Linked DNA regions of Homo sapiens: region 1 is linked to region 2. Evidence: read pairs that join two places in POLR2A ChIA-PET (ENCODE). Cell type or tissue: OCI-LY7. All regions are shown on one strand. Region 1 overlaps CDH23 (cadherin related 23). Region 2 overlaps CDH23 (cadherin related 23).

Region 1 (5,000 bases), 53 kb after region 2:
TCGTTGTCCGTGCAGTTCAGCCAGACCACCCGGAACTCGCGTGGCACGTCCTCGGACACAGACACATTGTACACGGCCGGGAAGAAGGTGGGCGTCTCGTCGTTCACATCCAGCACTGCGGGGCAGAACGGGCGCCGGGGCTAGGCCTGGCTTCTGCCGCAGAAGACCCAGCTCCAGAGCAGCGTCTCCAGCACCAGACCAAGTAGGGAATGAATTCCCAAGGGAGTCACGGGCTCCAAGTGGCATCTGTGTCAACACCTCCTGGCCATAAGCCCAGGGCCCCCCATGCCCACCGGGGCCAGGACCAGGCCCACCAGTGCTCCAGACCCTCCCGCTGTCCCTGTGCCCTGGGGGCTTATTGCTGCTCAGCTGTCAAAGGGAGGAGAGAAAACCTTAGAACCTCTCTCCAGTACGCACCTAACAACGACCATGGCAACACGGACAATCATGACAACGATGACGACAGTGACCATTTACGAGCTTGTCCAGCGTGCCAAGCCCATGCTGAGTGCTTCCCATACAGGACCACATGCAGCCCTCTGAGCACCCTAGGAGGTGGGCATTATTAGACACACTGTGGAGCTGAGGAAGCGGGAGCTCAGAGCAGCTGAGTGACTTGTCCAAAGTCACACAGTGGCACAGTGGAGGGCTGGAGCCTCAAGGTCTACCCTCAGCATGCAACGGACTTTCAGCAAAGGGAGCTCACTTTGAAAATCCCACCCCCCGAAATAAGGTTTAATTTCCCTTACAGATGTGTTTACTCCGCTCTGCATGCTAGGCCCCTATTCCTCAGGCAGATGGGGCTTGGACAACCTTCATAGCGAAGTGATCCCCACCCCACTTGGGTTCCTCTGAATGGTATCACCAGGAGAGATCCTGGGCCCATTTGATGTTATGGCTTCTGCTGAGTCTTGGAGAAAGGCCCTCCAGGGGTCCTCTCTTAAAGCTGGGACATATTCCCTGTCCATCATCGGCCAATAAGGGGGTCCTGAAACTGGCAACAGAAACCCACAGGCAAGCTTCGGACCAATGGGAGAGAGAATGTTGTGCTCTCTGAAATCCTCACCATCTTAGGTCTCAACTGAAGAGGGTCAGTGTCTGAGCCTGTGCTGAGCTAACTACACCCTCCCCCGCCCCCTACCATCCCATGGAGGCCAGCAGAGCTAGGATGGGATTGAACAGGCTCAGGGAACAGGCCATGTCTTGCCTGCTAAACTCTGCCCTTATTTCCCTGGGGTTATTCCTGGCCCCTTGGCAACAGCTCATGTCTGCATCCTGTCCTGAAAATTAAAGACTCATCCAGAGTGGAAACAGTACCCCGTCCCTTCACCAATAGAGGGCAGAGACACTGGGAATGAGCATGAGAGTCCCAGGGGGATGAGGATCTTAGGGAGTCTGGGAGTCCCAGCTGCTCTCTTCCCAGGGTGATGCCCTGCTACTGCCAGTCCAGGGGTTCCACACCCATGGGAGGGGGAGGTCTCCTTTATGTCTCCCAAACAAAAACTCTGGCCTTCCAAAGAAGACAAAGGGCTCTGCACCCTCCCTGCCTGTTCATGACCCTGAGGGTCCCGGGCCCTGCTCAAGCCCTCTCTGCTGTTGCCACGATCAGAGGCTAGGAGGGGTGGGGTTGATGGGGCTTTGGCAGCAGGTCCAGGCCACTGCCCCTGAGCTCTGGGGCACTGAAGGCAGTGGTCAGGTGTGGAGAAGGCTCTGCTGTGTTGAATGGCTCCAGCTGGGGAGGGCACCTCATTAACAAGGGAGCCTGTGCCTACAAGTCCAATAGACAGCAGTGGGGGACATGGGCTCCCCTCTACCCCTGCCCCTGACCCAGGCCTGTGCCCACACACTGAGCACACAGCAGAAGCCCCTGCGCCCCCTCACCATGGATGGTGAGCGTGCTGGTGGAGCTCTTGGTGGGCGTGCCTGCATCACTGGCCACCACCCGCAGCTGGTACTCCGCGATGCGCTCGCGGTCCAGCTCGGTGGTGGTGACCACCACGCCGCTGCTGCTGTTGATGAGGAAGTCCATGCGGGGCATGCCCACCGGCATGCGGTAGGACACCAGGCCGTTCAGGCCCTCATCGAGGTCGATGGCCACCACCTGAGGGCAAGGAGGGGCAGCATGAGGGTGGGGAGGGGACACTGGGATGGATGCTTCTCCCCCAAGAAGTGCTCCTCCTCCCTGCCAAGCCACACTTGGCTGCAGCTAGACACATCTGCTCCCCTCCAAGCCTTAGGCCAGGCCACTGTCCCCAGGGCACCCTCCCAGGCACCCTCTAAGGGGGTCGCATGTCAGCTGAAAGGCGTCCAGATGCACCAAGTGAGGCCGGTGATGGGGTGGCAGAGGGACTTTTTAGAATAAGAGCTCAGGTCTCTACAGCGCTTTCTCCCCTTCATCCCCTGCTCTCCCCATTAGGAAGCCCTCCCAGATTTGGAGCAGCTGTTCCAGCTTAAGGACCCCACCATTATCTGGAGTTCAACCACGTAGAAGGCTGGATTCACAGACTTCCCCTGCCCCGCTTTGCTTTGATTTGTGAGATAGTAACAACAAAAATAAAATTACATCAAGGGTTCTTTTTTAAAAGTCACTTGAGGATTTCATTATTATTATTTTTTTAAAAAACTGTTTGTGGCCATGCACAGGCAAGCCTCCTCCCAAATTCCTACACTGTTCTCATCTGCACCTCCAGTCCTGATCAGATTGCCCGACTCAAGACCCTGGTACCCTGAATGTTTTACTGAAGTGGATTCAAGGCATTTGGGGAAATGTGTAATAATAAATAAAATAAGAGTTTTGGATTAAGCCAAGACTCTCAGGATTGGGAGACAATATCAAGGTCGTCTGATCTATTTCACATCCAGCAAACTGGACGAGAGGTGTCTGGACTCAGCTTGAATGCTTTCCAGGACGGGGGGCTCAGTACTTTTACTTTACTTGCGCACAGCTCTACCCCCTGGAGAACGCTCTTCTCCACAACCAGCAGAAATCTGTATCTCCTGAGGTCCTAGGTGGGACCAGGGAGCCACAGTTCAAGGGAGGGCCCTCATCGTGTATGTGAGGACAGTTTCCAAGTTAAACGCTCCCCGCTCCTTCCTCTATGAACTCAGAAGTTGCATTGGTGGGCATCTTTCTTCGCTGGTTGTGAGCCCCCAGAGAACAGGGTTTGGGGGTTGACTTGCTCTCACCCCGCCTCCCCTCCGGTCTGGGGGCTTCCTCGGGGACCGACTGCCGTTCCCTGGATTGAGGCGCTCCCTGCTGGGAGTTTGGGGACCTGCCAAAGAACACCATTCACCTCCTCCTACAGATGAAGAAACTGAGGCACAGCGGGCCTGTGGGGCACCACCAAGCTCACCCCCTCTGGCATCCTGACAAACAACCCCATCTTCTTCTAATGAGAACAGGCTAACCTGATACAGCCATTGTGTCTCAGGTATAAGCCCTCGTGACCGACACACAGTGATCACCACAGCTACTGTGTTTCCTGTGTCCAAGTTCCAGGGTGCTTCATACGTGTGTCTGATTGAGTCCCCACAGCACAGCCAGGCAGGTACTATTATTATCTCCATTTCACAGATGAGAAGCTGAGACTCAGAGAGGTTAAGCAGTTTGCTCCAAGTACACAGCACCCTGGTGCTGGAGATGGGATTCACATCCCCGTTGGTTGGACTCCACGGCCCATGCTCTTAACCAGGAGGGTCTCCAGTGTTTCTGAATGGCCCCCGGAGGGCAGAGGTGTTGAAAGGACTTGAAACCCTGGATGTCATCTCCCCTAAACCAGCACCTTCAGGATCCCTCTAATCAGAGGATGATGGAACAGGAGGCAAAGAAGCCAGGCCCAAGATCAGACCATGTGCTTGGCCAAGGGGTCTTGGGCAAGTCTCTTTAGAGCCCTGCAAAGTAGACAGAGGCCCCTCTACTGTAGTAAAGGGAGCTGATCCGGGGCTTATGAGAAGGCATGGGAGAGGCAGATGCCCAGGGCTACACTCATCTGGCCTTCTTTGTATTCTAGAACCATCTGCAGGCTTAGGGAATGGAAGGTCCAAGGTCCTGGGCCAGACCTCCATAATCAGGCCCTGAGAAACTTGGACATGACTTCCAGAATTCCATCTTTGCCTCTCTCCCTCTCTCTACCTCTGCCTTTGCCCATCTCCCTATCCTTTTCCTGCCACACTTCCCTCCACATCTCCAGAGCCTCTGTCCTTCAAGACCCAGCTCCTCCCCTGCCCCAGCCCTGCAAAGTTTTCAGCCTGGGCTAGGCTCCTCAGGCACCCACTGCCCACCTCTGGGCTGGTAGGAATGAGATGATAGAGACTCACTTGGTAGATGGAGACCCCCGCCGGGATGCCTTCAAGCACCTCGGCCACAAAAGGCAGGTTCTGAAAGGTGGGGTCATTGTCATTGAGATCCAAGAGGTTCACAAACACTGTGGCACTGCTGGTGGCTTTCAGAGGGGGCCTGCCACCTGGGAAGACCAGGGCGAGAAGGGGCCAAGGACAGGGTAAGATGGGTGCAAGAGAAAACGGACAGGAAGAAGGCAAGTGGTGAGAGGGTGGCAGATTCAGAGCCCTCCATCCCAAAGGCCCCTCCAGGAAGCAGCCTAGGCCTCACAGCTCCCCTCCCCAGCTCCCTCCGTTCCCTCAGGGTGCTCTAGGAGTCACAACTGGGGCGTGGGTATTACTCTACTCTTGGTGATCAGACATAGACCTCCTGGGTGGGCCCCAGGTACCCCAGAGGCCCAGTCACCAGGGACACCCGCAGCCTAAGGTGTGGGGGCCGTGAGGGGCGAGAGGGGTCCATACAGTCAGTAACAGAGACGACGATTTTGCGCATCAGCTCGGCCTCATGGGGGTCGGGGTTCTCCCGGTCCAGCATGGCGTGGGTGGTGCGGATCTTGCCCGTGGTGCTGTTGAGGCTGTAGAACTTGTTGGGTGGCTGGATGCTGTACACCAGGGTGCCATTCTCCCCCAGGTCTGGGTCAACAGCCACCACCTGCCCGGGA
Region 2 (5,000 bases):
TGATCTAACTGCCTCGGCCTCCCAAAGTGCTGGGATTACAGGTGTGAGTCACCACGCCTGGCCTCAGGAATTTTTTTTTTTTTTGAGAAAGACTCTCTCTCTGTCACTCAGGCTGGAATGCAGTGGTGCAATCACAGCTCACTGAAGCCTCAAACTTCCAGATGCAAGTGATCTTCCTGCTTCATTCTCCCAAGTAGCTGGGACTACAGGCACGCATCACCATGTCTGGTGAATTTTTAAAAATTATTTTTGGGGTTAGGTGCGGTGGCTCACGCCTGTAATCCCAGCACTTTAGGAGGTCAAGGCAGGCAGATCGCTTGAGGCCAGGAGTTCGAGACCAGCCTGGCCAACAGGGTGAAACCCCATCTCTACTAAAAACACAAAAATTAGCCAGGCATGGTGGTGCACGCCTGTAGTCCCAGCTACTCAAGAGGCTGAGGCAAGAGAATCGCTTGAACCCGGGAGTCAGAGGTTACAGTGAGCCGAGATCGCGCCACTGCACTCCAGCCTGCTGATAGAGCAAGACTCCATCTCAAAAAAAAAACAACCCAAAATTTGCCTGGCATGGTGGCAGGCATCTGTAATCCCAGCTACTCGGGAGGCTGAGACATGAGAGCTGCTTGAACCTGGGAGGCAGAAGTTGCAGTGAGCCGAGATCACACCACTGCACTCCAGCCTGGGTGACAGAGCGAGACTCTGTCCCAAAAAATCAAAAAAATCACTTTTGGTAGAGATGCACTCTCGCTATGTTGCCCAGGCTGGTCTTGAACTCCTGGGCTCAATTGATCTTCCCACCTTGACCTCCAAAGTGCTGGGATTACAGGTGTGAGCCACCATGCCTAGCCTCAGGGAATTCTTATAAGAACTCTATGAAGTAGGCATCACCATCTTCTCTGTATCCATGGAAAGAGAGGCCTAGAGATGTATGCTAACTTGCCCAAGCTCACATAGCCCAGGGTAGCATAGCTGGGATCTGGCTGCAGGCCTGCTTAGCTCTGCATACTCACCTTCTTCCCAGCTTGGGGCAGTGCAGTGGGTAGCAGTTAGCCCCCCGGTGCTTGCCAGAGAGGTGCCCTACAGGGTAAGAGGGCACTGCCCTAAGGGTGCCTGGCGCTGAGAGGTTGGGTGAGAATACCCAGCAGCTTGGAGACAAAATGCAAGGGCACCTCCCTCTTCTGAGAAGAGGTCTTGGCTTCCACACCCCTCTATACCCTGTATGTGTCAGACATCCAGTGGGGACCAGCCCCTGCTAGGCCCTGGAGATACAAAGGCATCCAGGAGGACATGCACGAGGACCTAAGCCGGAATGGGGATCAGCTAAACCACGGACCCAACAAAACCCAACTCAAAGGCTACAGTGACTTTTTACTCAGCTACCCTTTTTTCAAACCAACAAACAGGCCAAGAGCAAAATTAGAACATGCATTTTGGTCAGAGCCATGTTGGTCAGGCTGGTCTCGAACTCCTGGGCTCAAGTGATCTACCCGCCTTGGCTCCCCAAAGTGCTGGGATTACAGGATTGAGCCACTATGCCCAGCCCCAGTGCCAGCCTCTTAATGTTATCCTTGGGAAGTAAGAGTGTAGCTTGACTATGAAATAACATGAAAGTACAAGTTAACCTGAGGTAGGGGAATGAGACTAGAGAAGTTGGTGCCCAAGGAGCTCCTGCATTGCTGAGGGGCTGTGGTTTCTCAGTGAGCTCAGAGAAGGGGTCTAGGCAGCTCATCTCCCTTTGAACTTCTTCCCACCCCCCAGCGCAGCAGAATGTGCTGTCTGCTTTCACCCAGCTTCCTCCCTGGGAAACCAGGCAGCCCAACCCTCAGCAGCCGAACTCCCTCCTCCATATATCCCCGTGGGCTACCAGGCAGGCCCTGGACAAAGGCCGCCTGAGCAGGCCAGGCCCCTCCCATCCCACCCTGCTGTGTCAGGGCCTGGCACACTCCTTAGTGCGGTGTCGGCAGCTACCTCTGCCAGCGCCTGATCACCTTCCCAGGATAAGCCTGGCTCTGGATGGTGAGTGAGTATGCCTGCCTTCCCCTGTGAGTGCCAGCCCAGGCACTGGCCACGCTTGGGGGAAGGGGTGGGGAACTGTGGCGAGGCTGAGCTCTGCAGAGATGCCTACGGCTTCAGAAAGCAGCTGGATCCACAGACTTGTCCCCAAACCTCTGCGCCCCTCTGCCCCAGCCTCAACTCAGCCCAGATCGTAAGGAAGCCTCAGGCTCTCAAAGTGAAATTAAGTCCTGATCTGATAGAGGGTCCACATAGGGGAAATCTCTACCTGGGGATAGAAGTTAGGCAGGGATATCTGGCCAAGCTCACCCTCCAAAGGCAGATAGGGAACAGGTATCAATGAGCACCTGGCAAAGCTCACAAAATGTTGCTTACTAGCCGTCCAGAGGAGACCTGCTTTGATCACTAGAAGAGAGTGCTTTGCAACTGGCTTCTCAAATATTGCCCACAATAAGGTCCTTTGATGGGGGTTTTGAAATACTGAGGTGTCTGGGTTATAGAATGTCTTTACTTTCAATATTCCACGTCAAAATGCAGCCTTGCTAAGATCTGCAGGGAACCTGCTGTAATGTGGAGCGGAACTTGCTTTGTAATTAGCATAGCAACTGTTCCTGTACCAGTGGGTACTTCTAAAGTGACTGAAAACAGTTTGTTCTCATTTGCAGTATGAACAAACCTCCTGAAAGCTTGTTTACGCTGTCGGATTGTAGAGCAAAACAAAAACAGCCTTTATTCCCAAACAAATAGCGGAAAGGCAACATTTAGACCACAGCCATTTACCTCTCAGAGCTCTTTGGGGCGAAGTTGACACTGTGACAAGGTATCCCAGCCCATCTTTTGGCCCTGGGAAAGGCTAAAATTGGGAAGGAAATGCGTTTATGTTGGTTGTGGTTCTGAGGGCACGTCTGTTCCCAGCTAAACTCCTGCAGTCAGCAGATGCCCTGAAATAAATCAAACCTCCTCATGCTGTTGGGACAGCGAAGCTTCGTGTACACCTTTTTGGAGGGCAATTTAGCAATAGCCTAAAAGAAAATGCACATACTCTTTGGCTCAGCACTTTGACCGCTAGGAATTTACTACAGATTTCCTTGCTGAGTGAGCCAGGCTGCGTGCACAAGTTCATTGCTACATTATTAGTTATGCTGAAAATGGAAACAACATGTCTACCAACAGGGGACTGCTTCAATAAATTTAGTGGGAGCCATGTGATAAAACTCTAAGCAGAATGAGGCAGGGGAGACAGAGAGATGTCCAAGCTGTGCTCAGTGGGAAAAGCATTGTCATATGATGCTGCGTCTGCTGTATTTGCAGGGAATATAACTAGGACCATAACACAAAAACCGGCACACAGGGATGATCTCTTCAGAGGGGGTCTTGGTACAAGGGGAGGAGGAGATTCGAATATTTTTTAAACTTGTACTTTTTTTGGTAGTTTAATAAGTTTAAAATTGAAAAACATTGTACAAGGATTCACGTTTTTCTAGTTCTCACCCCGGGTGTTTCTCCTGTGACTTGTGTGGTGAGATCAAGGGGTTCTAGAGGCCCCATCCCAGAGCTAAGGAGTCTCTGGGATGAGTTGGGGCTTTTTATCTATTATGATAAAACATATATAATGTAAAATTTGCCATTTCAACCATTTTAAGCCTACAGTTTGGTGGCATTAATTACATTCACAATGTGCAACCGTCACCACTGTCTATTTTCAAAACTTTCATCACTTAGGCTTCTTTTGACCTTGAGCTCTGTGGCATGGGGTCTGCGAAGGCCCTGCTCTCCCTTTTCAGAGAACAACCTGTAGCCAAGGGTGTTCCAGCTGTACCTTGTGGGCTGGGATGAGGACTCTGTTCCCTCTCTTGCCTGGAGCTGCCTGAGCTGTAGGTGACAGGTCTTGTTTCTGAGTGCTCCAGGGGCATAGGGCGGCAGGCACAGGGCTCTCTTTGAAAGGAGAACCGCCTTATCTTCCATGCCTCTGTAGGTTGCTGGGGGTCTAGCTGTGGGACTCTGGGGAAAGGCGGGTCTCCTGCTTCCTGGCCTTCCCTCTCTGAGCCTCAGTTTATGCTCAGGAGGAGCAATGGGAATGGGGCTTCACCTTGGCTACCTCTCTGCCCTTTCAGACATCACGGCTGCAGCCCTGGCTACGGGTGCCTGCATCGTAGGAATCCTCTGCCTCCCCCTCATCCTGCTCCTGGTCTACAAGCAAAGGCAGGCAGCCTCCAACCGCCGTGAGTATTCCTCCCTGCCTGGGGTGGGTGGACGGTGCGAGTGACCTGCTCCAGCCCCCAGTTCAGCCCCTGGGATTCGCAAAGGCACGATGCAGGCACAATTCCTTTTCATTTGAGAGTTGGGAGCAGCTGCACTTCCCGCCAGGAGCTGGGCGAAATGGCCGAGAGAAAGGAGGCATGCCATTTCCGGGGGCCAAGTGCCCACCAGCCCCTTTGGCTCCCAGGCAGTGCTGGCTCGGCACTCAATACATGTCTTCTGAATGAATGATCATATGCAGTAGCTCAAGTTGCTTTATAAAAGCAAGTTGCTGCCACTCAGAGATCCTTGGGGGACCTGTTTAAGGTATGGGCGTGCTTGTTTTGTAATTAGTAGCAATTGTTGGGACAAAAAATGATCTTTGGAATATCAGAAGTGGAAGGGGTCTTACAGACAACTTAGCTCAACCCTTTCTTTTTCCAGATGAGAAGGCTAAGATCAGTGGGGTTACATAACTGACTGAATGTTACGTAACTTAGTAAGTGGCAGAGCTAGGACTCAATCTCAGAGCTTTCAACGCATGCTCTTTCCAGGGAATAGAAGTCCACCATATAATAAAAATGCTCTCACTTACTCCTCATTGCAAGTCCAAGAATTTGGTCCTACCATTGTCCCCATTTTACTGATGGGCAAACGGAGGCACAGAGGGGTTAAGTAACTTGCCTAAGGAACCACACAGCAAATAAGTGGTGGGGCTGGGCTTTAAGTCATGGGCACAAACATCTTTCACC

The links. ChIA-PET counts read pairs that join two places held together with the same protein. Peaks named below come from ENCODE experiments on the same cell type or tissue, not always from the same donor. Only the 100,000 strongest peaks of a DNase experiment are listed, where the experiment ranks them.
Region 1: POLR2A ChIA-PET joins it to region 2 with 5 read pairs; 15 of 35 experiments call an interaction of 5 or more read pairs at or near these places.

What each region holds. Positions count from the first base shown.
Region 1 is chr10:71,702,012-71,707,011 of GRCh38, reverse strand. It overlaps CDH23 (cadherin related 23), which reads right to left. Exons shown (of 70, transcript NM_022124.6): 23 at 4,801-4,990; 24 at 4,318-4,463; 25 at 1,882-2,101; 26 at 1-115. Among named protein-coding and RNA genes, the nearest start is that of C10orf105, 15 kb to the left of the region's middle. RefSeq lists an enhancer at 4,488-5,000. In OCI-LY7, CTCF peaks have their summits at 3,090 and 3,295 (motif pointing left); no DNase peak of the experiment used is centred here.
Region 2 is chr10:71,754,591-71,759,590 of GRCh38, reverse strand. The region is part of intron 38 of CDH23 (cadherin related 23); the gene reads right to left. It overlaps VSIR (V-set immunoregulatory receptor), which reads left to right. Exons shown (of 7, transcript NM_022153.2): 4 at 4,125-4,232. Among named protein-coding and RNA genes, the nearest start is that of VSIR, 16 kb to the left of the region's middle. RefSeq lists an enhancer at 1,461-1,996. In OCI-LY7, no CTCF peak of the experiment used is centred here; a DNase peak (open chromatin) is centred at 2,587.